7 separate regions of the Homo sapiens genome follow, and regions 1, 2, 3, 4, 6 and 7 are each linked to region 5. A link is a loop called in an ENCODE intact Hi-C map of the cell type or tissue named here. Cell type or tissue: PC-3. All regions are shown on one strand. Region 1 overlaps ANKRD45 (ankyrin repeat domain 45). Region 2 overlaps LOC100506023 (a long non-coding RNA gene). Region 3 has its middle 21 kb from the start of ANKRD45. Region 4 overlaps SLC9C2 (solute carrier family 9 member C2 (putative)). Region 5 overlaps PRDX6-AS1 (PRDX6 antisense RNA 1). Region 6 overlaps SLC9C2 (solute carrier family 9 member C2 (putative)). Region 7 overlaps SLC9C2 (solute carrier family 9 member C2 (putative)).

The links. Hi-C counts contacts between places; a loop is a spot of excess contacts. Peaks named below come from ENCODE experiments on the same cell type or tissue, not always from the same donor. Only the 100,000 strongest peaks of a DNase experiment are listed, where the experiment ranks them.
Region 1: a loop joins it to region 5, with 2.6 times the contacts of the local background. A loop is called at or near these places in 2 of 110 quality-filtered maps.
Region 2: a loop joins it to region 5, with 6 times the contacts of the local background. A loop is called at or near these places in 7 of 110 quality-filtered maps.
Region 3: a loop joins it to region 5, with 8 times the contacts of the local background. A loop is called at or near these places in 5 of 110 quality-filtered maps.
Region 4: a loop joins it to region 5, with 12 times the contacts of the local background. A loop is called at or near these places in 12 of 110 quality-filtered maps.
Region 6: it touches region 5 in a loop (6-fold over the local background); 5 of 110 quality-filtered maps call a loop at or near these places.
Region 7: it touches region 5 in a loop (8-fold over the local background); 4 of 110 quality-filtered maps call a loop at or near these places.

Annotation. Positions count from the first base shown.
Region 1 is chr1:173,647,786-173,651,785 of GRCh38, forward strand. The region is part of intron 2 of ANKRD45 (ankyrin repeat domain 45); the gene reads right to left. The region is part of intron 1 of LOC105371619 (a long non-coding RNA gene); the gene reads left to right. Among named protein-coding and RNA genes, the nearest start is that of TEX50, 14 kb to the left of the region's middle. In PC-3, no CTCF peak of the experiment used is centred here; a DNase peak (open chromatin) is centred at 1,616; H3K27ac peaks cover 771 bases.
Region 2 is chr1:173,253,015-173,257,014 of GRCh38, forward strand. All of the region lies in intron 2 of LOC100506023 (a long non-coding RNA gene), which reads right to left. It also overlaps a transcript of TNFSF4 not described here. Among named protein-coding and RNA genes, the nearest start is that of TNFSF4, 48 kb to the left of the region's middle. In PC-3, CTCF peaks have their summits at 2,374 (motif pointing right), 3,307 (motif pointing right) and 3,511; a DNase peak (open chromatin) is centred at 2,397.
Region 3 is chr1:173,689,011-173,693,010 of GRCh38, forward strand. It overlaps a transcript of ANKRD45 not described here. Among named protein-coding and RNA genes, the nearest start is that of ANKRD45, 21 kb to the left of the region's middle. In PC-3, CTCF peaks have their summits at 385 (motif pointing left) and 2,324 (motif pointing right); a DNase peak (open chromatin) is centred at 2,321.
Region 4 is chr1:173,504,470-173,508,469 of GRCh38, forward strand. SLC9C2 (solute carrier family 9 member C2 (putative)) reads right to left here. Exons shown (of 28, transcript NM_178527.4): 25 at 2,387-2,572; 26 at 778-862. Among named protein-coding and RNA genes, the nearest start is that of PRDX6, 29 kb to the left of the region's middle. RefSeq lists an enhancer at 341-1,540. In PC-3, CTCF peaks have their summits at 2,196 and 2,411; DNase peaks (open chromatin) are centred at 2,162, 2,842 and 3,562; H3K4me3 peaks cover 1,529 bases; H3K27ac peaks cover 2,248 bases.
Region 5 is chr1:173,429,826-173,433,825 of GRCh38, forward strand. The region is part of intron 1 of PRDX6-AS1 (PRDX6 antisense RNA 1); the gene reads right to left. The region is part of intron 2 of LOC100506023 (a long non-coding RNA gene); the gene reads right to left. It also overlaps a transcript of TNFSF4 not described here. Among named protein-coding and RNA genes, the nearest start is that of PRDX6-AS1, 30 kb to the right of the region's middle. RefSeq lists an enhancer at 1,445-1,739. In PC-3, CTCF peaks have their summits at 68 and 1,541 (motif pointing right); DNase peaks (open chromatin) are centred at 276, 1,546 and 2,016; H3K4me3 peaks cover 1,353 bases; H3K27ac peaks cover 1,884 bases.
Region 6 is chr1:173,552,852-173,556,851 of GRCh38, forward strand. SLC9C2 (solute carrier family 9 member C2 (putative)) reads right to left here. Exons shown (of 28, transcript NM_178527.4): 11 at 1,882-1,963. Among named protein-coding and RNA genes, the nearest start is that of SLC9C2, 48 kb to the right of the region's middle. In PC-3, no CTCF peak of the experiment used is centred here; DNase peaks (open chromatin) are centred at 1,550, 1,880 and 3,230; H3K4me3 peaks cover 309 bases; H3K27ac peaks cover 1,383 bases.
Region 7 is chr1:173,588,988-173,592,987 of GRCh38, forward strand. All of the region lies in intron 4 of SLC9C2 (solute carrier family 9 member C2 (putative)), which reads right to left. Among named protein-coding and RNA genes, the nearest start is that of SLC9C2, 12 kb to the right of the region's middle. In PC-3, no CTCF peak of the experiment used is centred here; a DNase peak (open chromatin) is centred at 1,774; H3K27ac peaks cover 510 bases.

The DNA.
Region 1 (4,000 bases), 220 kb after region 5:
ATACTCTAAACTGTTTTTTCAGACAGGTCTCACTCTGTTGCCCAGTTTAGAGTGCAGTGGCATGAATAGCTCACTGCAGCCTCGAACTCCTAGGCTCAAGCAATCTTCCCACCTCAGCTTCCTGAGTAGCTGGGACTATAGGCTCATGCCAGCATGCCCAGATATTTTTTTTTTTTTAGATGGAGTCTTTCGCTGTTGCCAGGCTGGAGTGCGGTGGCACGATCTCGGCTCACTGCAACCTCCGTGTCCCGGGTTCAAGCTATTCTGCCTCAGCCTCTGGAGTAGCTGGGACTACAGGCATGCAGCACCACGCCCAGCTTATTTTTGTATTTTTAGTAGAGACAGGGTTTCATCATGTTGGCCAGGATGGTCTTGATCTCTTGACCTCGTGATCCACTTGCCTCAGCCTCCCAAAGTGCTGGTATTATAGGCATAAGCCACCATGCCCAGCCAATAATTTTTTAAATATTTTGCAGAGACAGAGTCTCAGTATATTGCCCAGGCTCGTCTGGAACTCCTGGGCTTAAGCAGTCCTTTCCTGGCCTCCCAAAGTGCTAGGATTACAGGCATGAACCACCACACCCAGCCACTCTGAACTTTTTGATCCAACATGTCAACAGAAGGTTATAGAGTCATATACTCAGTTTTTTCTCGGAAGCATGCTTTTCTGACAGTGAATCTTAATTTTCATGTCTTTGTCATATGGACAGGCTTGGAATTTCCCAAATTATCCTTTTCTCAATTTATTTTTCCCCTGGTATTTTCCTATAAGCAGTGAGAAGAAACCAGGAGCACCTGCAACACTTAGCTTAGGAATCCCCTCTCTAAATAAGGTTTCATGATGACATAGAATCAGAATGAAGAAATAGAATATTTTAGAGTGTATCATCAAGTCCTAAAAGACTATACACCTATTCCCACACATTGGAAAATACCTACAAAAAAGATGGCAATATTCATGTCAACCAGTCACAATACTACCTTCCTTGAATAGTGTTAGGGACACAATGCCAAATATTGATTTGGGTCTCTCCTTTTCCTTTATATAGTATGGTTTTCAGGTATTACTATTATCCTCATTTTTATAGATGAAGAAACCATAGCACAGAAAGGTTATATAATTTGCCCAAGTCACATAGTCAAGTTAGTGGAAAGCTGGGGTTTTAACTCAGGTAGTCTGGCTGTAAAATCCATGCTCTTAACCAATCTATTACAGAATCCTTTTGTAACTTGATTTTTGTCTCAATATTTTTAAGTGTTATCCATTTTAATACCCAAAGAGCTAATTCATTCCTTTTAATTATTGTGTAATATTCCATTGTATGAAAACAATTTATCTACCCTTCTATTGTTTATTTCCAATGATTAACTGTTATAAGCAATATTTGAATAATCATCTTATACTTATGTCTTCTTGTAAGCATGTGTGAGAGTTTCCCAAAGACATATATCTAGAAATGGAAATTAGGATCATCAGGTATGTCCATGAACAACTTGATATAAGTGTTCTCAAAAGGGATTATACCAATTTATACTCCCTCCTCAGAGTGAAGGAATTCCCATTTCCTACATCTTTACCAATGTTTAATCCTGTCAAATATTTAAATTTTTCTGAATCTGATGAGTCATGGTAGCCCATTGTTTACATTTGCTTTTAATAGTGAAGTTAAACATATTTTCATTTATTTACTGGCCATGAGAGTTTCTCTTCCATAAATTGCATGTTCCTATCCTCTGCCTATTTTTCTATTGGGTTGAATTCTAAGCCTGTTGATTAGTAGGCTGTCTTTACATAGATATATCCTTTGTCTGTGGCTTATTTTGTCATTTTGTTTATGATATCTTTTATGCAGAGTTTAAAATTTAGGTAGATAGACAGATCTTTTCCCTTAGTGGTTGGGTTCTTTATATCTCAAGATATTCTGTGATGTCTCAAGAATATAGCAATACTCTATTTTTCAGAAAGTTTAAAATATTTTGCTTTACACATTCATGTCTTACAATCATCTGTAATTGATTTTTATGTATGGTACAAAGTAGGTATATAATTTTATTTTTTTCCAGATGAATAATAAATATTCTCTGGCATCATATATTAAATAGTTCATTTTCCCCACTGAAATTTAGGGTCAGCTTCTCAGTTTGCTTTTAAAAAGATTCTTCTGAGATATTAACTACACTGACAAATTAATTGGGAAGAAATTAAGAGAAACAGCGTTATGATATTTAGTCTCACTATTGAGACATATATACATTTCGTGTGGTCTTTCATATAAATCAATAAAGTTTCATACTTTTTGCCATAAATGTCTTACAATTCTTATTTTATTATTATTACACTTTAAGTTCTAGGGTACATATGCACAACATGCAGGTTTGTTACATAGGTATACATGTGCCATGTTGGTTTGCTGCACCCATTAACTCGTCATTTACATTAGGTATTTCTCCTAATGCTATCTCTCCACCAACCCCCTGCCCTATAATAGACCCCGGTGTGTGATGTTCCCCACCCTGTGTCCAAGCGTTCTCATTGTTCAATTCCCACATATGAGTGAGAACACGGTTTGGTTATCTGTCCTTATGATAGTTTGCTGAGAATGATGGTTTCCAGCTTCATCCATGTCCCTGCACAGGATATGAACTCATCCTTTTTTATGGCTGCAGAGCATTCCGTGGTATATATGTGCCACATTTTCATAATCCAGTCTATCATTGATGGGCACTTGGGTTGGTTCCAAGTCTTTGCTATTGTGAATAGTGCCGCAATAAACATACGTGTGCGTGTGTCTTTATAGTAGCATGATTTATAAACCCTTGGGTATATACCCAGTAATGGGATGGCTGGGTCAAATGGTATTTCTAGTTCTAGATCCTTGAGGAAAATTGTGTTCCACAATGGTTGAACTACTTTACACTCCCACCAACAGTGTAAAAGCATTCCTATTTCTCCACATCCTCTCCAGTACCTGTTGTTTCCTAACTTTTTAATCATCACCATTCTAACTGGTGTGAGATGGTATCTCATTGTGGGTTTGATTTGCATTTCTCTGATGACCAACAATGATGAGTATTTTTTCATGTGTCTTTTGGCTGCAGAAATGTCTTCTTTTCAGAAGTGTCTGTTCATATCCTTTGCCCACTTTTTGATGGGGTTGTTTTTTTCTTTTAAATTTGTTTAAGTTCTTTGCAGATTCTGGATATTAGCCCTTTATCAGATGGGCAGATTGCAAAAATTTTCTCCCATCCTGTAGGTTGTCTGTTCACTCTGATGGTAGTTTCTTTTGCTGAGCAGAAGCTCTTTAGTTTAATTAGATACTGTTTGTCGATTTGGGCTTTTGTTGCCATTGCTTTTGGTGTTTTAGTCATGAAGTCCTTGCCCATGCCTATGTCCTGAATGGTAATGCCTAGGTTTTCTTCTAGGGTTTTTATGGTTTTAGGTCTAACATTTAAATCTTTAATCCATCTTGAATTGACTTTAGCATAAGGTGTAAGGAAGGGATGCAGTTTCAGGTTTCTACATATGGCTAGCCAGTTTTCCCAGCACCATTTATTAAATAGGGAATTCTTTCCCCATTTCTTGTTTTTGTCGGGTTTGTCAAAGATCAGATGATTGTAGATGTGTGGTGTTATTTCTGAGGCCTCTGTTCTGTTCCATTGGTCTATATCTCTGTTTTGGTACCAGTACCATGCTGTTTTGCTTACTGTAGCCTTGTAGTATAGTTTGAAGTTAGGTAGCATGATGCCTTCAGCTTTGTTGGCTTTTTGCTTAGGATTGTCTTGGCAATGCAGGGTCTTTTTTGGTTCCATATGAACTTTAAAGTAGTTTTTTCCAATTGTGTGAAGAAAGTCATTGGTAGCTTGATGGGGATGGCATTGAATCTATAAATCACCTTGAGCAGTATGGCCATTTTCACGATATTGATTCTTCCTATCCATGAGCATGGAATGTTCTTCCATTTCTTTGTGTCCTCCTTTATTTCGTTGAGCAGTGGTTTGT
Region 2 (4,000 bases), 180 kb before region 5:
TTAGGAATATTTTCAGGTTTTTTCTCTTAAATCCATTCACTCTGTCTTACCAGAATTTTTGGCTGACCCTTCAATTTTGGTCAATGTCTTGCTTTTCCCCTGTTTATCTGGACTTGATATTTTAGACCTTCTCTCATAGGCAACTCTTCTGCAGTTTTCAGCTATCAGGCTTTTTTTTCTTCAAGCCCTATACTTGTATATTAGTCATAACCATTCCAACCACAAGAGCTCAGCTCTAGTATCCCCATTTATCTGGGAGGGAGGTCAAAAGTAAGAATCCTCAAACATAAGTGAACGAACTTAGAATAGAATACAAAAGGCATATGGCAAAGAAGAAAGCCGGCAGAAGCTAGAGGAACAGGATCCATAGTAGACCAGTGACTCTGCCCCATGCCGTGCTGGCAAAGGGTTCTCCTAGATACTTGGTAAGAGTGTGAGTATTCAAAAAAGTAAAGTTGGGAGTTGGAGAAGGGGAGTAATGAAGAAGACATAGGCCTTGCAATTCAACCTTAATAACACAGACAAATTGAGGCAAAAACATCAGGACCTGGCAACTGTTTTCTCATTTGATTCTTGCCTGGTAACAAAGAGAGAACTGAGCTATGGGTTAGAGGGATAAAGCCAAGACATATGAACGTCTAGTTTCTGCCCTACTCTGGTATGGGGATTGTGGACAGAGAATACTACATAATGCTGTGAAGGTAGCTGGATAAGCTCCTCTGACGTTGTGGGGTTTTCCTGCTAAAATTGAACCAAGCATATAAATTAAAGTGAGATGAGTTTTTTTCTATTAGAAATTTCAAAGTTACCCTGTCTCTCTTTAGTCATGTCTAAATATTAGTTGTAGGACGTGTATGCAGTAGATAAGAAGTCAATATGCAGCCAGCAGTCTATCTTCCCAGCTTTCTGAAAGACATTCCAGGACAGTTACAGAAGTGGAGAGATGGAGGCATTAGGTCTACTATTGAATTTAGGGTTATGGTTGGATGAATTTGTGTATAAGATCTTAAACTCTTTGATGTTCTATTTAAAAATCGAGTTCTAAGGGGAGCAATTTGAACAAATTAATACAATGCAAAGGTAGCCATCAGTCAAAGTGTGATGAATTCAGGAAAAGTCTTAAGACTCAAACTCTTTAGTTGAGGCCTTTGTGCCTGATAGAGATCTTTACCTTTGTCAAAGACTAAGTTACAACAAATTTAGTTATAAATCTAACTTGTTTTTATTCACAATTCATTAATCAGGTCAGCCTCCATTCTATAAAATAGAATATGAGTTCCCACTAGGCAATGGCATACAGTGGGTTTTGTAAGGTGGGAACAAGGAAACAAAATAGTAGGGAAAAAAATGGCTGATTATTAATATCAGGCTGCTTCAGTTCACTTTTTTTTTCTAAGAGTTAAAGCAGAAGGGACTTCCTTATTCAACTGACTCCAGTAGACTGGAATCTCCTGTTTTCAGGATAAAATGGTCTGTTTTGGGTTCTGTCTGCTCCCTTAAAGTTTCAGTTTCACTATGTGGCGTTTAGCAAAGTGACTCCATTTTGGCTTGTTCTCACCTGTTGGGACTTAGTAAAAGTTCAGTCTAAAAAATGACCTTCTATAATTTTTTAATACCTATTTCTCATAAACAAGGTCCAGGCTCCTGGAAGAGTAGGAATCACCAGATCAAGGGTGATGGGGGTAAACCTAGACTATCTTAGGCTTATTGTTAATAATTGCAAATTAGAAGCATCTTTTGAACAGAGACTGAAAGTGGTGAAGAAAATAAGATTGACAAAATTAAAATATAAAAGAGATCAAAGAGGAACTGCCTGCAACAAAATGGAATCATAGAAAATGGAATCATAAATTATAAAAAGAGAAAAGACATGGGGCTCAGAAGGAAGAAGCTAGGTTTGAAGAACAAATCTTTGCCCACAGTGCACTGGTTCTCAAACTTGGCTGCACATTAAAGACACCTTAGAAGTTTTTTTAAAAACACTGAGTCCCACCCTTAGAGATTCTGAATTAGTGGTCTGAGAAGTTGCTGGGGAAAGGGGGTAAAACTAGTCTTTCTCTTTTTCAAGTAACCTGTGTGGTCATTTCTAACTGAAGTGGCTAATTGAGATAGGCAAAAACCTCAACGCTCATGCCCCTACCAGGCTGCTTGTAACAAGGGTCAAAAAGAATGTGTGTACAATTACAGCATGTGTCTTTGTGCCTTTTTTAGGCTGTGTGCTTTACTTATGCTTCCTTTTTATCTAATTACTTTAATGCTCCCTAAAGTTCTGAACAGACTTTGGCAGGACGATTGGTGAAGGAAAATTTAATTATATAAGAAAGCAAAAGTCAGTTTATAATATCAAACCTAATTTATGGGACTGTAATTGCTGACCTCTAGGGGGAGCTCAAGGCTCCTTCTCCCCATCTCCTTTCTTTCCAGTCCCTATGGAGAAGTATTATTTAGGTTTAAGTTTAGGATTGTATTGGCTATTTGGTATTAAATGTTACCACATTGCCAAGTTAACAATCGTTATAATGTGGGTGTGGCCTCTTTTGGGTTCCCTTATTCTTAGCAAACAGAGTGGAAAAGAGGGTATGATCTGCATGTGGGTTTTTGTTTGTGAAACAAAAATAGACAGTTTACACTGTTGACTAGTTAGACACATACTAGCACAGCAAAAGGGAGTTCTTCACAAGATCCACTGAAACTTTTTAGAGTTCTGCATTAGGCTTAGGAGCTAACCTTATAACTAAGAAATAACCATCTCTTTGCTTTGCTTTGTCTTACTTCATCGTCACAATCTGTCTGTTTTTATCTGTGCCCCCACCTCCAAGACCTCAGAGAATCTCTAAATGAGGGGAGGATTGGTGTAGGTCAGGATTCAGTTAGTGTCCTAACAAGATACCATTGTAATAACATCATCATTTTTATTTGGGTGTTATTCAAAGAAAGAGAGAAAGGTGGAAGTGGAAAAGAGAGGGTAGTTCTTACAATTCCTTGAAAATTTCTTGAAAAGATAAAGGAAGTTAAGCCAAACGCACCAAGGCTGAACTTCTTGGTTTAAATAGTAGGAAGACAGCAATGCCTGATTTTGCCCCAATTGTCCATAAACATATCAATGAAGACTGGAGGGAGTTCACAAACAAAAACATGGTAAAATAGAATATTAATAACATAGTCACCAGATTCTGAGCATAATTAACATTAAATATTATCTTACTCTGCTTGGGCTGCTAAAGCAAAATACCATGGCCTGGGTGATTTAAACAACAGAAATTTATTCTCACAGTTCTGGGGGCTATGAAGTTTCAGATCAAGATGTCAGCTGATTTGGTTCCAGGGCCCTCTTCCTGGCCTGCAGATGGCCACCTTCTCGCTGTGATCTCACATGGCAGAGAGACAGCTCTGGTGTCTCTTATAAGAGCACTGATTTCTCATGAAGGCCTCACCTTCATGACTTCACCTAAGCCTAATTACCCCTAAAAGTCCCATCTCAAAATACCCAAAGAGCCATCACATTGGGGGCTAGGGCTTCAACACATGAATTTGGGGGAAGGGGACACAATTCGGTCCATAACAATGGTAGAAGAGAGACAGTCAAACTGAGAAACTTTCACAGCCTGATGTAGATTCTGGCCTTAGGGGCAAGAGTTAAACTTGGATAGAATGAAGACAGCATGAGGCTTCTACCCATCTCTTACTGCATTATCCTACTACTCTATCTTAGAAACATGACTTGCAACAACCAAAAACCAGAAACCTCCCCTATCTATTGGGGAAGACCCTTGAAGTGGCCAGGCCATGCCTCCTGCTCTATCTTTAACCTCTTACTTAACCTCTAAAGGGCACTGAAATGTTTGAACATATTCCTTACTCTTGAATTCATAGCTCTTCAAACACAAGTTCCATTGTGGTTTAAATATAAATGGATTCTAAAGATGAAATTGGGTCAAATTGAAGATTTGGGTGGATAAGCAAAGGGACTAAAGTCATCTTCTTGAATGCCTATTCCTTC
Region 3 (4,000 bases), 260 kb after region 5:
TAAGCTCATGTTTAGGGCCCACCTCCAAATTTATCAAGGGCTCCTGCTGGGACTCAATATAAAAAAGACAGAGCCCCTGACCCCCCTACTCTTCCTCTAAAGTCATGAGTGGAAGGGCTTCTTTCTCCTTTCTTAGTTCAGGACATCCTCTCTTGAAGTGGCCTGTTTTTCCACATCTATAGCACCTATCTTGTCCTTCCTCCCTCTTAGTTCTGGGATTCTTTAACCCTGCTCCCCCATACTCTTTAGGGGGCCTGGTAGATGAGGACCTTGGTCCTCCAGATAGAGGCTGGGGTCATTTAAAAGAGGGTTCGGACCCTTTATAGTTTCTGGCTCCCTGGAAGCTCTGTCTAGACGTACCTGGGTTTGGAGCCATCTGTTGGAAGGTGGAAAACATAAGTTTTGTCTTTTTTTTTCTCTTTTTCTTCATCCCTTTTCATGTATACTTTCTGAGCTTCCCTGAGAAGCTCACTTAGAGGACGGTCTTCCCAATTGTCTATTTTTGTAACTTTTTTGAAATATCTGGCCAACTTTTAGTGACAAATTGGAGTTTCAACATTCCTTGCCCAAGGGGATCATCCAAATTGAGGCCTGCACATTGCCTCATTTGCTCCCTCAGTCTGTCTAGGAATCTCATAGGCCCTTCGTCCTTTTCCTGTTGTATATCAAGTGCTTTAGAAAGATTTCGAGTTCAGGGTACTTATTCCCAAATTCCTTTTATTATTATCTCCCTTACATTCTGCATATTTTCCCGGTGATCTGCGTTGTTATTGTCCCACTGGGGGTCTCGGGTGGAGAATTTCTGGCCTGTGGTAGGAATGTTTTCATCAGGAGGGTGCTCACATTCCTGAACTACCATAGCAGCCCTACAAATCATACTCCTTTCTTCCTCTGAAAAGAGGATGCCCAAGATGGACAGTAACTCGACCCAAGTGTATAACTGAGGTCCTAAGAATTGGTCAATTTGGTCTGCCACTCCATAAGGGTCATCTAGTGGCAGTTTAAGCTCCTTTTTAAAATTTCAGACTTACAAAGCCAATGCCTGCCCCCCGCCCCCCCCCCCCCCGACCTCCCTTGTGGTACCTCTTTCAAAGGGAAGAGGGTCGGGGCTGACCTCTTAGGTACAGAAGGAACTGGGAAATTCTAAATATCTTTTTTACATTGTTCTACCTCATGCTGGAGTCCTTTTAGAGAGGGGTCTTTAGGTTGGGAGGGAACAGGCTGGTGGCACAGTAATTCCCAAGAGTCAGGGTTATAAGGAGGAGGGATAATGTGAGTAGAGGGGGAATTTGGAATGGGATCTGAGGCAGCAGTGGCTGTTTGAGGGGAAAGATCGGGGACACTGAGTGGGGGAAGATACTCTAGGGGATCCCACGTGCTGGAATCTTTAGGCATGAGAGCTGGCTCCTCTGACTTTTCATTTTGAGGTGCCAGATTTGGTTCTTCCCTATTTGTTTTTAAGGGAAAAAGGAGGGCAGGTCCTTGCCTCCAACAAAGGGCATAGCCTAGTTCTTCTTGAGATACTGGACTTTTATCATTAACATATCAGATTAGAAACTGACACATTACATACTCATTCTACCCAAACTTTGGCCAGAAGATTGAGGTATTGAGGATGGGTCCCTGAGTCCAAATAAAACAGCAATATTTTAACATTTGTTGCTTTTTCCTATGTTTAGTCCTCTCATTATCTTTCCAGTGTTTTCGCATGAGACCTAGGGGGCTATACAGTGGAATATCTTCGTTACCATCTTTATCCCCCTTACTCCCTGTCTTGCTTGGGGTATTTCCCATCTTGATGGTTTTGGGGTAAGGTTCAAGGTTCAATTTCCCCTACTGGAAATTTCTCACCTTTTGGGGTAAGCCTCAATTTCCCCACTGGGATTTTTGCCTTTTGGGGTGGGGCTCAATTTCCCCACTGGAAATTTCTTGCCTTTTGGGGTGAGGCTCAATTTCCTCCATGGGAAATTTCTCACCTTTTCTACTATGGAGGTTTGTGTGAGGTTCAATCCCCCCCAGTGGGGATGTCTCACCTCTTTTTAACCTCTAAGCCACCCCAACCAAGGAGTACTTCACTGCCCCACCCCCCACGGCTTTCTTACCTTGGTCCTGACCACCAGGGAAATACTTTACTGGCTCCCACGGCTTCTCCTTCCTTGGTCCATGCCCAGAGTCATTGCTGCAGTATGTGAGGATCCTTTAAGCTAGGTTGCTGGCCAGTTTTTTGTTTTGGTTTGGTTTTTTCTGTGTTGCTGAGAGCTCAGGTTATTCCTCGCACTGGGTGGGTCTTGATTTCTCACCCCTGAGGCCGCCAGAAGGGGGCGGGGCACACCTCCTCACGAGAGTGAACCAGAGACCGTCCCCAGAGGGAAATGTAATCACAGGCGAGCCCCCAAATTGTTACATATAAAGTTTCAGTGCTGCAAAAGAAATAGCACTCAAATATAAAATTTTATTTTTAACTCTCAGCAAGGCCAGGTACTTCTGTAGAAAGATGTGCCCTGGTGGCTCACGCCTGTAATCCCAGCACTTTGGGAGGCCAAGATGGGTGGATCACGAGGTCAGGAGATCGAGACCATCCTGGCTAACACGGTGAAACCCCGTCTCTACTAAAAATACAAAAAAATTAGCCAGGCTTGGTGGTGGGTGCCTTGTAGTCCCAGCTACTTGGGAGGCTGAGGCAGGAGAATGGCAAGAACCCGGAAGACAGAGCTTGCAGTGAGCTGAGATCACGCCACTGCACTCCAGCCTGGGCGACAGAGAGAGACTCCGTCTCAAAAAACAAAACAAAACAAAAATGAAGTGTGCACCCTTACAGATGGAGCAATGGTGAGCGCACACTTGGACAAGGGAGGGGAAGGAGTTCTTATCCTTGACGCACATGGCCCCTGCTGCTGTGTTATTCCCCTATTGGCGAGGATTAGACTGCATGGGCTAAACTAATACTGATTGGCTAATTTAAAGAGAATGATGGGGTGAGTGCTTTGGCAGAAGTCAGGGTCGAGCAGGTAGCAGGTAATCAGAATGAGTTAGTGTGGAGCAGCTGATTGGAATGAGTTAGGGTGGAGCAGATGATCAGAATGAGTTAGGGTGGAGTAGGTAGTCGAAAAAAGTTGCTTTACAAGGAAGTGAAGTTTAAAAGTAGAAAGTTTAAAAGGAAGTTTAAAAGTAGAAGGCAAAGAATTGAACATACTGACATATTAATTCTTTGAAAATAAATTTAGAATTCATATCTAACAGTGGTCAGAGCACAGTTTGGTTTTATACATTTTAGGGAGACATGAGACATTAATCAACATATGTAAGATGAACATTGGTTCCGTCTGGAAAGGTGGGACAACTCAAAGTGGGGAGGGAGCTTCCAGGTCATAGGTAGGTAAGAGACAAATTGTTGCATTCTTTTGAGTTTCTGATTAATCTCTCCAAAGGAGGCAATGAGATATGCATTTATCTCAGTGAGCAGAGGGGTGACTTTGAATAGAATGGGAGGCAGATTTGCCCTAAGCAGTTCCCAGCTTGACTTTTCCCTTTAGCTTAGTGATTTTGGGGGCCCAAGATATTTTCCTTTCACACTTTGACACAGGGAAGATGATGCTGACAATCAGAAGGCTGTGTTTCTGAGAACTGATGCTGCTTCATTTCAAAAACATAAACAGTGAGAAGCAATGCTTTTACTAAAACATGAATAAAAAATCATTACCACTATATCTGAGTGTTTAACATGTGCTTCTAGTGAAAGTTAAGAAGTGGCAAATGAGTCAGGGCCTGGAACATGAGGGTTAAACAGGGCATTACCCACCTGAGCTCTTTCTCTCAGGTTTTCTGGGGAATCAGTGATTATTTCACCAGGCAGCATCACTCTTCTCCTTGTTCATCTGTGTGAAACCACGTTCACCCTAATCCAACCCAGGCAAGACAATACAACATGATAGTGACAGCCCTGGCTTTGTGGTTCTGTTCTTATATTTTAACGTTAAAAATATGAATTTCTTGGCCGGTC
Region 4 (4,000 bases), 75 kb after region 5:
AAATCCTCCCCCCAAAGCAACAATCCATTAAGAATTGCATAATAGCTAAACTGATGGATCACATGAATTGTAAACACTGGGATGGTGCAAGTTAGAGTTACAAAGCTAGAGTGTGTCCTCAAGCTGGGGCAGCTGGGAGAATTTTGTCATTGGGCTTGGGAGGGCAGGGATGCTGAGCACAAGATGGAAGATCTTGTGTGTGTTTTTTCTAGAGCAAGCTCTTCCTATCAAGTCTTCTCTGTATAATGCTTAGCACCATGATGCATGCAGTTGGATGCTAATAAATGTAACTATAGCTACTCAGTGACTATCAAGGCATACTCAAGGCAAGTCATTTGACTTGTAGCTGTGACCATGGAATACTCACTGACTATGGGTAAGGTTTCCTATTCCCTTCAGTTGCTGGGAGCAAACCAGTTCCCCATACCTGGGCTCCTGTGAAAGAGTCTGTTCCCTCCCCATTCTTGCACTGCCAGCACCATGTGGCTGCAGCCTACCAGGGCAGCAACAGAGTGCATTGCAGAAGCTGCTCTCCCCTGACTAGTGTATGGAGGGAGGGACATGGCAGAGGAAGGAGCCACCTGGATTTTAGGGTCTGGAAGTCTCTCATATGTGACCTCCCAGGGCAATGTGGCAGCCAGGGTGGGCCCAAGGATGGGGACTAATGATAAACCCACATAGTGCCCTCTCAAATCACTTTCTTAGAGTTAAAGGAATTTTACATGTATTGAAGTTCCTTCTCAATAGTTTTCCTACCACTAAAGGTCTACCCCTTACCCATGACATTGGTGTTACTATTTCTTTGGGTAAGCTCAGATGCTTGGATTATCAGCAGCTTGCTTAAATCAGAAGTTCCCTGAACCTAGAGGAGAAAAGTCAAAATTAGTCAAAAGAGCATTCTTTGATCTCTAACCTGGCTGCTTCCTAATCTTTCCAAAGAGTATAAAAAATAAGCCAAAGCCTAAAGCTGGGTCTTCAATCTTGGCTCTATATTCTAAATTTCAAATCCTCTTTGATGTTGAGAAGTCTTAGACCAACAAATTGTCCTTGCATATTTAGACACCAGAGAGGAAATTTCTACACCTTACTCATAACTAGGCTGGAAATTCCCAGTTTGGAAAGCAGGGAATCCCCAGCATCCAGTAAGCTACTTTTACTCCTACACTGATGCTCAAGGGCTCAAGGCTCAGCATTCCCAGGATGGCAAGACTGTCTTCCTTTCTTAGACCATTTGTCCCATGTGCCATAAAATCTGCCTCCCAGAATGCCAGCATCAAACAAGTAATCATTATAACTATCATTTTTAGATTACCACATATTATCTCATTTAATCCTCCCAATAACCCGATAAGATGGCTGCTGACCTTATCCCTATCTTACCATGAAGGAAATTGAGGGTCAGAAAGGTTAAGCAACTTACCTAAGCTCAAGTACAAGTAGGCACAGGGATCAAGTTTTAAGCCTAAGTGTGCCTGACTCCAAACCCTGGTCTCTTAAGAAACTAAGCTGCAGTATTACTCCTGTTGCTTCCTTGCTTCTTGCCTCCATCCTTTGTTTCAAAGCTAAACAAGATTTTAATTTTCTATTAAAAACATGTAAATTACCTTCATCATCTGAATTGATGAAAGGTACAAAATAAGAATGTTTTGAAAGAAGAAAATTCATTTTTTAGGTTTACCAACTTTTCCAGGACAAATTTTCATAATGACTTTTCACAGCCTGAACTGGGAGAAAAGGTCTCTCCCATAAGGTAGAAACTTACTGCCAGATTTAAAGAGATGTCAGTCAGCTCTTCCCATGGCCTCTGGGTCCTCCCCATTCCTTTGCCCAGTGGCAGGCAGCTTGGGCCATTAGGGACTTTGCTTCTATCCTTCCCATGCCCTCTTATGTCCTAGGTGGTCACACTTCCTTTGTCTTTACAGAGGTATGGAATGCTGAGGCCCAGGGCCCAGGATCTACTATCAAGTGCCCATAGCCCCTAATGTGTCAACAAAGTGATGTGGCCCCTACTCTACTCCTTTTTTGTCAACCAGTGCAGATACTTCCAGAGCTATGCTAGAACACGGCATCGTTGCCTTGGCGTAAACTAGGGAAAACTTACAGCATCTCATCCTTCCTTTGGCACAGCCCCACGCCAGGGCAAAGGGCGTGGCAAGCAAACAGCAGGCAGATTTCAGCTCCCTGTCCCTTGGGCACACCCTTGTGTAGGGCACCTGTATTACAGTACACAGAAGCCCTAGGTACATTTTTACTGTTTGTAAAAGGCAAGTAAGAACTACAGGGTCATTCCAGGTTAAATTTCTTTTTAAGGTGATCAGTTGAGTTTTAAAGTCACTTTTGGAGCACCGTGAAGAGCAAGAGACTCTTTAGAAATGATATTTCTTACCTGCTCACAGGTTGTAGGTATAATGCAAGGTGCAAAATATGGTTCCTCTGTCTTAGTATCAATTACACTGCCATACACAATGATAACAAATTTCATGGTCATATTATCAATAATCATGTCACTATAGCTTGATAAAGTTTCCACATATGCTTGATTGAACATCACACAGTTCTGAAACCTTAAGTCCTATAATAAAATTGCATTTTAGAAAATAAGTCATACAAACTGACAGATGGTATCAAGAAGAAAACAGATTTACTGATCTATCTGAATTATTTGAGGGTGTCAGAAGGTACACAGCCCCTGGCACCAACAGACAGGATTTATTTAGCATTCAGAATGGCCTCTGACAAATTTCTAAATTCCAAATGTTTATGCTGTTAATGGGCCCTGGATACTGTTGCCCAGCCCTAAATTGTGAGCTCTCAGCCACAGCAGGGTAGTTGGCTATGACTCAGGAGATTTCTATTTGCACAAGACTCAGAGTCTTAAAAGATTCAGAGTTTCACTTACAAGTAAGCTTATGTTCCACTTGACAGGTGAATAGGAATAACACAAAGCCAAAACAAAGCAAGCTAGAGTCTGAGCTATACTTCAAGGCTCAGAGTCATAGACTTTAGAACTGGGAGGGAGTTATTATGGGTTGAATTGTGCACACACACACACACACACACACCACCTCCCACCCAATTCTTATGCTGAAGTCCTAACTCCCAGTATCCTGGAATGTGACCTTATTGAAATGGGTCATTGCAGATGCAATTAGTTAAGATGAAGTCATACTGGAATAGGTTGGGCCTCTAATTTGAACAACTAGTGTCCTTATAAAAAGGGGAAACTTGGACGCAGACTTGCACACAGGGAGAACGCCACGTGAATATAAAGGCAGCCATTTATAAGCCAAGGAGGGAGGCCTGGCCCAGATTCTCCCTCACAGCCCCTCAGTAGGAGCCAATCCTCCCAACACCTTGATTTCTAATTTCTAGCCTCCAGAACTGTGAAACGATGCATTTCTGGTTTTTTTACGCCACCCAGTTTGTGGTACTTTGTTACAGCCGTGCTTGCAAACTAACCCAGGAATTTAGAGATCAGCCCAACAGTAGGCATCTCCTGCACAGGGCCCTGACAGGGCTGTCAGCTCAGTCTAAACATCTCCACCCCCATTCAGGGCACAGCTACATGAGCCAGTCCCTGAATCTCAGTCACTGACAGGTGAATCATACATTTATTTGCTGAGGGCACCAGCACAACTGGGAACCAAAAACATTTAAAAATTAGCAAATGTATCTAGTATTTCACAACCAGAAAATCTAAAAAAAAATCAGCTGTTTTGGTTTGATTTTAAAATGCATATACATTTTGAGTTCTGTGATTTAGAGGGAAAAAAATCTTAATTGGCTAGTTCTTTAATGGAAAAAAAAAGAAAGAAACTAAGTATTAAATAGAGATTCTCTATTTAATAATAAATACAATTTTTTTAATGTTTTATATCTGTACTTTCTCATTTATATAATGAATATGTGTTGCTTGTGAATTTAAAAAAATTTAAAGGACATTCATCTTATTATTGAGTCAAGTCTGAGTCCATACAGTTTCTACCCATTGGTCCTAATT
Region 5 (4,000 bases):
TTGCCAAGACCCCTTAAAGTGACATTGGTCATAGCAAATGTAGCAGCTTCCTGCCTTACTAAGAACTTTTAGGACGTGCTGGGCTGACGCTGTCAGCTGCTGCTTTGTAAAAATAAGCCCTATAATTAGATTGCTACTCCTTATGAAGCCCACTCAAGTGCTATCCTTTATTTTTAACCTTTATCACAGTCCTCAAGACAGAGTGTGTAGGGCCTCGCCCACAGCTGCTGAGTCAAACCCCAGCAGGCTCCACCCTTCCTGCTCCCAGCTGCATTCCGCTAAAAAAAGGCCTGCCAGCAGCCTACGCAATGGAACGCGGGGTCTAAGCACACAGACGGTTGCAGGGAATCTAATATCCAGGCAGCACTGAGAAAGAACAGCTGCGCCAAATTTGAATCTTCTTTATTTACTCAGCCAGGCAGCTAACACACACAAATAACATTGTTTCATCTTGAATGCACAGAATTCACAACTGCCTTCTTAGCTCACTCCTGTTGCTCAACAATCCTTTTTTACACTTGCATGTTTAATGTAAATAACTTTCACAGAGTCTTCCACTTTCTCTGTATCGATATTACGAACCTGTTGGCATAGTTAGTTGAGACAATAAACATTTAATAATCTTGTGGGTCAGGAGTGGGAATGCCAGAGGAATGCTTATAGCAAAGTCAAGGGAAAGTATTATAGGGCAAAGGGATGTAATGGGGATTTCATTATATTTTGTTGCTTTCTTTTTTGTTGCTTATAACTTGGTATTCACATTCTCTAACAGATTCTTTGAAAAAGTGTGTGCATAGCAAATAGGGCTCCATTTAAATGGACACATTAGGGTGAAGGGTCTATAGAGTTGTTCACTGCAGGAATTAATGTCATACTCTGTCTGCACAAATAATTGTATTAGGTGACAGGCAATACCAACGTTTATATAATTTGTGCTATATATAGCAGATGTAACTCAGAGGCTGTGTACTTAATCCTATAAAAATCTCAACATAAGACACTCTTCCTCCAGTGCCCACAGATCCCACAAACCCTTTGCATTCTAATTAAAGCTCTGCTGGGGTTAAGGCTAATTGGTAATAAAACCCAGGCCTGTGAGAAAGCCTTTCTGTAAAACAAAGAATCCATTTGTCATGCAAATAAGCAGCCTCCAAAGTGGTAAATTTGAATTTTGAATGTTCACCTGTTATCTTAACATTTCTTAGAATGTGGTTCAGCCAGTAATTGCTAGATCATTATTTTCCAGTTTTCCTCATTGCCATCCTTCAAAGAGCTAAAGGGCATGTTATTTGTATTGTTAAATTAATATTTTGTTGTTGTAGACCTAAAGTAAATGAATCACTGTAGTTGTCTTTGGTTTTCTTTGGAGAATGTGTTTGCATTCTAAATATTTTCCAATACAATAATTTCTTTGAGAAAATTTGTCGGTTTCCTTAAATAATAATCTTCAGGTTAGGCTTGAAATTCAAAAGTATGGTGGTTCCTTCCTGATGAAGGTCCTTAAAGGTCTTTACACTCCATTCTTGAGGAAGTTTCTGGGCACTAGAGGGCGCTCTCAGCACACTGGGACGGGATTTGTTAGTTGCACAGAATTAAGAGCCATGCGCTGATTGTTGGGCCTTGGGCCCTGCTGGGGGCCCAAAATCAGCCTGCAGAAAGAAGCCACCTCCGTGAGCCTGCATTGGCTCTCAACTGCAAAGTGCCAATTCATCTGCCTTCAGTGAACCAACTGACCAAACCAACTGCTGAGCTTTCTCCCCCAGGGGAAAGGCTGGCTGCTACAAAGATTCTTTTTTACTCATTTCTGAATAAAATATTTCATGGTCAACAATTGTTTTCACATGCACTACCTTGCCTGCTGTCCTTCACTGACAACATTTCAGGGTCTCGCAAGGCATGGAATACAATGCATGTTCAGGACTGCAACCTGATGGTGATGTGTAATGAAGTTTAGTGTTGGATTTCGATCTTGGCCAAATGGTGACTCCTTGGTGACAGGTCATGTGCTTACTTCCTCAGCAGATGAGTTCTCCTCCAGCCTCACTTGTGACCAATGATGTATCATGAACACAGGCTGGTGCTGAAGCTCAGTATGTAGCCCCCTTGGCTAGAATACACACTTGATAATAGTAGCAAAGTGAAATCAGCAGAGTGTAGCAATGCCCTGAGAGGACCTAAAAGAACTGGGTGAAGGAGGCCTTAAGGATTGACAACTAATACCTAATGGCTAAGACCTAAGAGGGTAGAAGCAGAAGAGGTCCTCCACAATTAGCATTTGGCACGTAATAATGTGAAGCAAGACACATCACTTCCTAGTAATATGCTATAAACAGGTGATAAAGGGCGAGGGGTTGCTCCCCAGTGAGGAATCCAGTCCAAACCCAGAGACCAGCTCACAGCCACCCGAGTCCAAAACAACTAGATCTTTGTTAGACAATTGCCATCCAAACCAGAGTGTTATGAAATGAATTGTGTACCTCCACCCTTCAAATTCATATGTTGAAGTCCTAATCCCCAATGTATTTGTATTTAGAAACAGAGCCTTTATGGAAATAATTAAAGATAAATGAGTTCATAAGGGTAGGGCCCTAATCCAGTAGGACTGGTGACCTTATAGAAAGAGAACGAGACACCAAAGATCTCTCTCCACAAACGCACACAGATGAAAGGCCTTGTCTATGTGAGCACACAGTGAGAAGGTTGCCTTACTAGAAACCAACCCTGCTGGCACCCTGATCTTGGACTTCTAGACTCTAGAACTGTAAGAAAATAATGTCTGTTGTTTAAGCCACCCAGTCTGTGTACATTCTTTTATGGCAACCCAAGCAGACTAATAAACAAGAGGTTATGGCAACACTGACAAAATTCTTGAGGGATCTTTGAGGAATACAGAACTCTCCTGAAAAAAAAAAAATGAAGGAGCATTAAAAACCAGTTTTAGGTGTTTTACCTATAATCTACCTTGTTCATGTAAAAACGACAGCAATTTCTTAGGTAAATTTTGTGCAAATATCCCATTTCATCAAATCTAAGAAACCAATGCTTATAAGGCATTACTGTATTTGCTATTAAGAGAAGAAAAGTGACAATTGTTATGCTCCATGTATTGTAAGACAGTTTTTATTTCAAAGACGGTAAAATGTGAAAATATGTATGTATGTACATATACACATATACGTAACATATACATATACATCTTAGCATTGATTGGTAAGATTAACTCAATGTTTATTGACCCATTTGCCAGGAACTTTTTGCCTATACTAGACACTGGGAAAATAAAAATAAGCAAACAAGATGTCAAGTCTCAGGAGTACTAATTCACTAACCCTTTGAAGGCACAGAAATATAAATGTATTGTGGCAGTCCCCAAGACTCCTCGTATTACGCTGCCCTTTTAGGCCATCTAAAGTAGTCACAATAAGGAGTGTTGTCTCAAGTGCCCCAAACACAGTGTGCTCTTAATCTGAAATTTACTCATATACAGACTTGCAGTATAGTCTTAAGGGTGGCAGCTAGGTACAATAATTCTACCCCCGAACAAGGAATAAATAAGTAAACAAACATCTCTTAAGAAATTGACTCTTGGCCAGGCGAGATGGTTCACACCTGTAATCCCAGCACTTTGGGATGCCAGGGTTGGTGGAACTCTTGAGTCCAGGAGTTCCAAACCAGCCTGGGCAACATGGCGAAACCCTATCTCTACAAAAAATACAAAAAAAAAAAAATACTTGGCTATGGTGGCATGCACCTGTAGACCCAGCTACTAGGGAGGCAGAGGTGGGAGGATCACCTGAGCCTGGGGAGATCAAGGCTGCAGTGAGCTATGATCATGCCTCTGCACCCCAGCCTGGGCAACAAAGTGAGACTTCGTCTCAAAAAAAAATAAAAGAAACTGACTGACTCAACTTTCGATCCACCACAAAGACTTCCAAGTTGTTACGGGTTGAATTTTGTCCCCTCAAAATTCATACATTGAAGTCCTATCTCCCCAGTACCT
Region 6 (4,000 bases), 120 kb after region 5:
CTTATTATTTAATAAACACATTTTGTAAGGCTATAGCTGTCATAGATAGTGATTCCTCTGATGGATGTAGGGAAAATCAATAAAAAACCTCATGGATAGAATTCACCATTCTAGGTGCCATTAAGAGCATTCATAATTCATAGCAGGAGGTCAAAATATCAACATTAATAGGAGTCAGGAAGAAGTTGATTTTAACCTTCATAGATGACTTTGAGGGGTTCAAGACTTCAGTGGAGGAAGTAACTGCAGATGTGGTGGAAATAGCAAGGGAACTAGAATTAGAAGTAGAGCCTGAAGATGTGACTGAATTGCTGCAATCTCAGGATAAAACTTGCATGGATGAGGAGTTGCTTCTTACAGATGAGTAAACGAAGTGCTTTCTTGATATGGCATCTACTCCTGGTGAAGATGCTGTGAACATTGTTGAAAGGACAGCAAAGGATTTAGAATATTTTATAAACTTAGTTGCTAAAGTAGTGGCAACAGGTTTTGAGAGGATTTATTCCAATTTTGAAAGAAGCTCTACTCTATGTAAAATGCTATCAAACAGCACTGCATGCTACAGAGAAATCTTTCATGAAAGGAAGAGTCAGTTGATGTGCCAAACTTCACTGTTGTCTTAAAGAAATTGCCACAGCTGCCCAATCTTCAGCAACCACCACCCTGATCTGATCAGTCAGCAGCTATCAACCCTGCACCAGCAAAAAGATTATGAATTGCTGAAGGCTCAGATGATTGTTAGCATTTTTTTAGCAAGAAAGCATTTTTTCATTAAGGTATGTAAATAGTTTTCTTAGACACTGTGCTTTTGATTATAATTGACTACAGTATAGTGTAAACACAACTTTTATATGTACTGGGAAACCATATAATTTGTATGACTTGCTTTATTGTGATATTTATTGCATTATTTGCTTTGTCACGTGGTCTGGAATTGAACCTGCAATATCTCCAAGTTATGCCTGATATGTAAATCTCTAGTAGTCTGATCAATTTTAAATACCCAGACAAAATCGGGTCTCTGTAGCAGCAAAGCTGAGGATCAGGCCATGGCATATTGAACTATACTAAGGCTCTACGATAAGACTTTGCCTAATCTCACCCCAGTTTTCTCCTCTCCCCTTGAACCTACTGCCACCAAGTATCTTATCCTGGATTTCTCTACCGAATGTGTCTATTTGTTATTTTATTATATTTATGCATTTTATTATAAATGGCCTGAGATTCCTTTTAGAAATAACCAACTGTGGCAGAGCCTGCTGTTATCTCCCAACATCCATTCTCTTCTTCTTCCTTCTGCTAATAGAATCTCCAAGTTTTGGCTGATCATATCGCCAGCCCGGAAAGATGATATTTCGCAGCTTCCCTTGCCCATGTGTGTCCATGTGACTAAGTTCTGGCCAATGGAATGTGAGTGATAATGATACATACAGAGGGAGGCTGCTTACCCTCCATTGCCACACACCCCTCCCCCACCATTTCCCCTTTCTAGTTGGTTGGATTGTAGACATGGTGGTAGTGAGCAGGCTTCTACCCTGTGGGCAAGAGCAGCACCCTAGGGCATGGAAGAGCAATCAAAGGAAAGGAACGTGGATTTCTAAACAACTTTATGTAGAGTAGAACCATCTCACACTTCTGGACTTTTTGGTGGAGGGAAAAAAAAACCTTCTGTCTTGTTTAAGCCTCTGTTCATTTCGCTTTTGTTAAACTGGCTGAAACAATATCCCAAGTAATACAGCATCTAAATATATGAATAAATGAAAAATGAATAATTTCTAAACCAATTCCTTGAGCTTCATGAGAAATGTCCCCATGACACCCAACAATAACCTGTTTGTATTATTCTCCCCAGCTAATTCATGAATGAGACACATACTTTACCTAACTTCCTGGCTGACTGAGTCATCACGTATGAATTTATTCCCATTGTCAATAATGATATTACTTGTACATAGAGTATAAACTAAAAACAAAGCACATAAATAGTTAGAACCAAAACATTAAATAAGTTCTCCAAAAGCAATCATTGTTCAATTAGCCACTTACAAAATTCTATTAATATCTTAATCCACATTTTAAAATCCTGTTTCTGATAAGTCAGTTAAGGCAAAAAGGCAGTTTTGTGGACATTGCCTGAACACACTACACTGGGGCAGACATTAATTTTCAATCTGAATGAGGAAAACAGTAGACTGGAGATTCTATGCTAAGGACACAGGGAGGAGGTCTCCACAGTTGCCACTCCTGGCAGCAGTCATGCAAAGACAGCACGGTGGTAGCCATCTCAGGCATGGCTGTGGAACCTGCAGGGTGGGGAGAAAGCCCAGCAACCACAGGCGGTGGTGACCGTGGGCCACAGAGGGATGTGTGCCTGCCACCAGCATTTGCTACGGCTGTACCAGAGGCTCTGAAGGAGAAGGCAGGAGCTGTGGTGGGGCCTGGAGAGATGCTGTGCGGAAGGAGAAAGGTAATATTTGTAGGCCATGACTTTGCCATTTCTTAGCCATGTGATTGGGGGGCAGTTAATTTAACCACCACTCAGAGCCACAGCATCCTTCACTGAAAAGAGGAGTTAATAGTAATTTCTCCTCCAGTGTCTCTCACACTTGACTAATAACAACAATCACCTGAAGTGCTTGTTAAACATACTGACTCCCGCTGTGGGTTGTGATTCTGTAGGTCTAGGGTGGGATTCTTAACACCAGACAGAATTAAGAAACACTGTGAAATGATGCCCAGGTGCTAGTTAACTTCTCATTGACTTGGTTTTAGGCCAATTCCTTGCATAAAAGAGAATCGGAGGAGCTGTAATGTTGATTATTTTACTTTTCTTTTGGAGCATGGAAAGAACCAAAGTCTTTGCAAAACCACTGGTTATTTGAACTCAAAATTCATGCCCAGATCGGGCCCACAGATATAAATCCTCAGAAAAAAAATGTGGTGAGGAATAGGAATATGATACTCCATCAAAAATAGCACTTCCTGTTTGGGGAGTTAGGGCACGTGAGGTCTTTCCCTCTCATGCTACATACAGAAGGCTACTACTCTCTTTGATTGGATTTCTCCACATGCAAGATGGAGAGGTCAATAGTTGCTCCCAAAAAGAAGGTATTAAATAAATACTGTACTCCTTGGGACTTCGGGGCAGCAGCAAAATAGTAAAGAGAAGTTCTAGGATGGAAATTAGACAATAGCAACAAACTCTGTACATCTACCTCCAGATTCCTTGGTAGGTGAGTCAGTGCTCTTGAGCTCATATCATTCAAGCGGTTTTCCCCCTCCCAGAAACAGATCTGGGGTTCATCTGATTAGGAGGTAATGAGAGGCTGATCCTGAAGATTTCTAGCAGCTTCTGGAAACTTCTCTAGCTAGCTCATAGTGCTGTCACAAATGACAAGGTGCACGGCCAGCAGATGCACTGGGCTCTTTGAATCTTGCCTGGAATGTCAGATGCAGCCACCACCAGACTCCCCAGAAATCTACCAGCTAACCCATGGGGAAAGGCTTTGAGAAAGAGTGGAAAGGAAACCAAGTTTTGTTTTGTGATACAGATAATGGAGTCTTTGCCCAGAATTTTTCGAGAAATAAATTTTTTAAAATTAGCCCTAAAGACATAAACCTAACTAGATCTTTAATGTAAAAATATATAAAATCTTTTTTATCTTGGTATACTTAACTAGCATTTCAGTTTTTGTTCTAAGAACTATAAGGATTAGAATGCTCCTGACAAGAGTATCATTTTTTCATGCTTTCTGATGGCTATTGAAAAATTGCATTTGTACCCGGGCCTGGTGGCTCACGTCTGTAATCCCAGCACTTTGAGTGGAGGCCGAGACAGGTGGATCACCTGAGGCCAAGAGTTCGAGACCAGCCTGGCCAACATGGCAAAACCCCGTCTCTACTAAAAATAACAAATAATAATAATAATAATCCAGATGTGTTTGTGCACACCTGTAATCCCAGCTACTTGGGAAGCTGAGGCATGAGAATTGCTTAAACC
Region 7 (4,000 bases), 160 kb after region 5:
GGATTGCTTAAGCACAGGAGTTTGAGGTTGCAATGAACCATGATATTACCACTGCACTCCAACCTGGCCAACAGAGAAAGACCCTGTCTCTAAAAATAAAATAAGTGCGGGAGGATTTCCTCTTTTACTCTTGTCTGTAAGACATAAGATTGGAGTTATCTTTCATACTGGTTCACATAACTTACATTTAAAATAGTTTGGGTCTCATTTTTTTTGGAACATTTTTATTTGCCAATTCAATTTTTAATGATTATGGGACTATTTGGGTCTTTTTAAATTCTAGAGTAGGCCAGCCACGGTGGCTCATGCCTGTAATCCCAACACTTTGGAAGATTGAGGCAGGAGGATCGCTTGAGGCCAGAAGCCTAGAAAGCAGCCTGGACAAGAGAGCGAGACCTTGCCTTTACTAAAAATAAGAAAAAATTAGCCAGGCATGGTGGCATGTGCCTGTAGCCCCAGCTATTCCAGAAGCTGAGATGGGAGGATCACTTGAGCCCAGGAGGTCGAGGCTGGAGTAAGGGGTAATCATGCCACTGTACTCTATCCTGGGTGACAGAGCTAGACTCTGTCTCAAAAAAAAATAGATATATAAATAAATAAAAAGAATTTCTAGTGTAAGTTTTGGCAAATTACATATTTTTAGGAATTTCCCATTTTGTCCGAATTTTTAAATATTTTTGCTGAATCACAAAGAAAATAAGGCATCAAAAGTAGAGGGATGCAATCAAAGCAGTGTTTAAAGGGAAACTTATAACATTAAATGCATATATTGGAAAAGAATAAAGGTTAAAAATGTTTATGATTCAATTAAGCCTAGCAGTAGGTTACATATTGTTAAAGTAGTAAATGGGAAGCTAAATTTGAGGAAATTACATACAATACAGCACTGAAAGATAAAAGACAGAGAATTTAAAATCATGGAGAATATGATGGAAAATCTACAACTAATGGGAATTTAAGAATGAAATAACAAGGCCTGGCACCGTGGCTCACTCCTACAATCCCAGCACTCTGGGGGGCCCAGGCGAGCAGATCTTCTGAGGTTAGGAGTTCCAGACCAGCCTGGCCAACATGGTGAAACCCCGTCTCTACTAAAAATGCAAAAATTAGCCAGGTGTGGTGGCGGATGCCTGTAATCCTAGCTGCTCAGGAGGCTGAGGCAGGAGAATTGCTTGAACCCAGGAAGCGGAGGTCACAGTGAGCTGAGATTGTGCCATGGCACTCCAGCCTGGGCAACAGAGTGAGACTCCATCTCAAAAAAAAAAAAAAAAGAAATAACAGAGTATAGAAAATATTTAAAAGATAATAGCCGAAATTGTGGCTAGAACTGATGAACTATATTAATTCTCAGATTTAGTAACCATAAGAAGTCTTAATATGTATAAATAAAAAGATACTAACACCCAGAAACATCACAGTGAAACTAAAATAGTCCTCCTTTATCTGCAAGGGATATGCTCCAAGACCCCAGTGGATGCCTAAAACCACGGATAGTACCCAACCCTATATATACTATGGTTTTTTAAAATACATATATATCTATGATAATGTTTAATTTATAAATTAGGCACAGTAAAAGATTAACAACAATAACTAATAATAAAATAGAACAAGTGTAACCATATGACAGCATCACTACTCTTGCACTTTGGAGCTATTATAAAGTAAAATAAGGGTTATATGAACACAAGCACTGTGATACTGTATGTTCTATCTGATAACAGAGATGGCCACTAAGTGACTAACGGGCAGGAGATAATGTATACACAGTGGGTATGCTGGCCAAAGGGATGATTCACTTCCTGGGCAAGACAGAGTAAAATGGCACAAGATTTTATCACACTACTCAGAAAGGCACACAATTTAAAACTCATGAATTTTTCTGGAATTTTTCATTTAATATTTTCTTTTAAAAAAATACTTTTATTTTAGGTTCTGGGGTACATGTGTAGGGTTGTTATACAGGTAAACTTGTGTCATGGGGGTTTGTTGTGCAGATTTTTTCATCACCCAGGTACTAAGCCTAGTATACAATAGTTATTTTTTCTGAACCCTCAAGTAGGCCCCAGTGTCTGTTGTTCCCCTCTTTGTGTCCATGAGTTCTCACCATTTAGCTTCCACTTGTAAGTGAGAGCATGCAGTATTTGGTTTTCTGTTACTGCCTTAGTTTGGTAAGGATAATAGCCTCCAGCTCCATCCATGTTCCCGCAAAAGACATGATCTCATTCTTTTTTATGGCTGCACAGTATTCCATGGCAAATATGTACATTTTCTTTATACAATCTGGCATTGATGGGCGTTAAGTTGATTCCATATCTTTGCTATTGTGACTAGTGCTGCAATGAATATTCATGTGCATGTATCTTCACGGCAGAATGATTTATAGTCCTTTGGGTATATATCCCGTAATGGGATTGCTGGGTTGAATGGTAGTTCTATTTTTAGCTCTTTGAGGAATTGCCACACTGCTTTCCACAGTGGTTGAACTAATTTACACTCCCACCAAGATTGTATAAGTATTCCCTTTTCTCTGGAACCTCGACAGTATCTATTATTTTTTGACTTTTTAATAACAGCCATTCTGACTGGTGTGAGATAGTATCTCATTGTGGTTTTGATTTGCATATCTCTATTATCAGTGATGTTGAGCTTTTTTTCATATGCTCGTTGGCTGCAAGTATGTCTTCTTTTGAAGGGTGTCTGTTTTTATCCTTTGCCCACTTTTTAATGGAGTTGTTTTCTTGTAAATTTGTCTAAATTCCTTATAGATGCTAGATATTAGACCTTTGTCACATGCATAGTTTGCAAATATTTTATCCTATTCTATAGGCTGTTTCCTCTGTTGATAATTTCTTTTGCTGTGCATAAGCCCTTAAGTTTAATTAAATCCTATTTGTTAATTTTTGCTTTTGTTGCAGTTGCCTTTGGCATCTTTCATTATGAAATATTTGCTTGTTCCTATGTCCAGAATGGTATTTCCTAGCTTATCTTCCATGGTTTTTATAGTTTTAGGTTTTATGTTTAAATCTTTAATCCATCTTGAGTTGATTTTTGTATATGATGTAAGAAAGGGGTCCAATTTCAACCTTCTGCATATAGCTAGCCAGCTATCCAAGCACAATTCATTGACTAGGGAGTCCTTTACCCATTGTTTGTTTTTATCAGCTTTGTTGAAGATCAGACGGTTTTAGGTGTGCAGCCTTATTTTTGGGCTCTGTATTCTGTTCCATTGGTCTATGTGTCTGTTTTTGTACCATGCTGTTTTGATTACTGTAGTCCTGTAGTACAGTTTGAAGTTGGATAATGTGATGCCTCCAGCTTTGTTCTTTTTGCTTAGGATTGCTTTAGCTATTTGGGGTCTTTTTTGGTTCCACATGAATTTTAAAATAATTTTTTTCTAGTTCTGTGAAGAACATCTTCGGCAGTTTGATAGAAATAGCACTGAATTGGTAAATTGCTTTGGGTAGCCATTTTAATGATACTGATTCTTTCTATCCATGAGCATGGAATGTTTTTCCATTTGTTTGTGTCTTCTCTGATTACTTTTAGCAGTGTTTTGTAGTTCTCATTGTAGAGATCTTTCACCTCCCTGGTAAGCTGTATTCTAGATATTTTAGTCTTTTATGTCAATCGTGAATGAGATTGCATTCCTAATTTGGCTCTCAGCTTGGCTGTTTTTGGTGTATTGCAATGCTAATGATTTCATACATTGATTTCCTATCCTGCAACTTTGCTGAAGTTATTTATCAGCTGAAGGAGATTTGGGGCTGAGATTATGGGGTTTTCTAGATATAGAATAATGTTGTCTGCAAAGAGGGATAGTTTGACTTCCTCTCTTCCTATTTGGATGCCTCATCTACAAAGGAAACGCCATCAGGCTAACAGTGGACCTCTCAGCACAAACCCTACAAGACAGTGGAGATCAGGAGCCTGTGTTCAACATTCTTAAAGAAAAAAATCTTCAACCAAGAATTTCCTACCCAGCCAAACTAAACTTCCT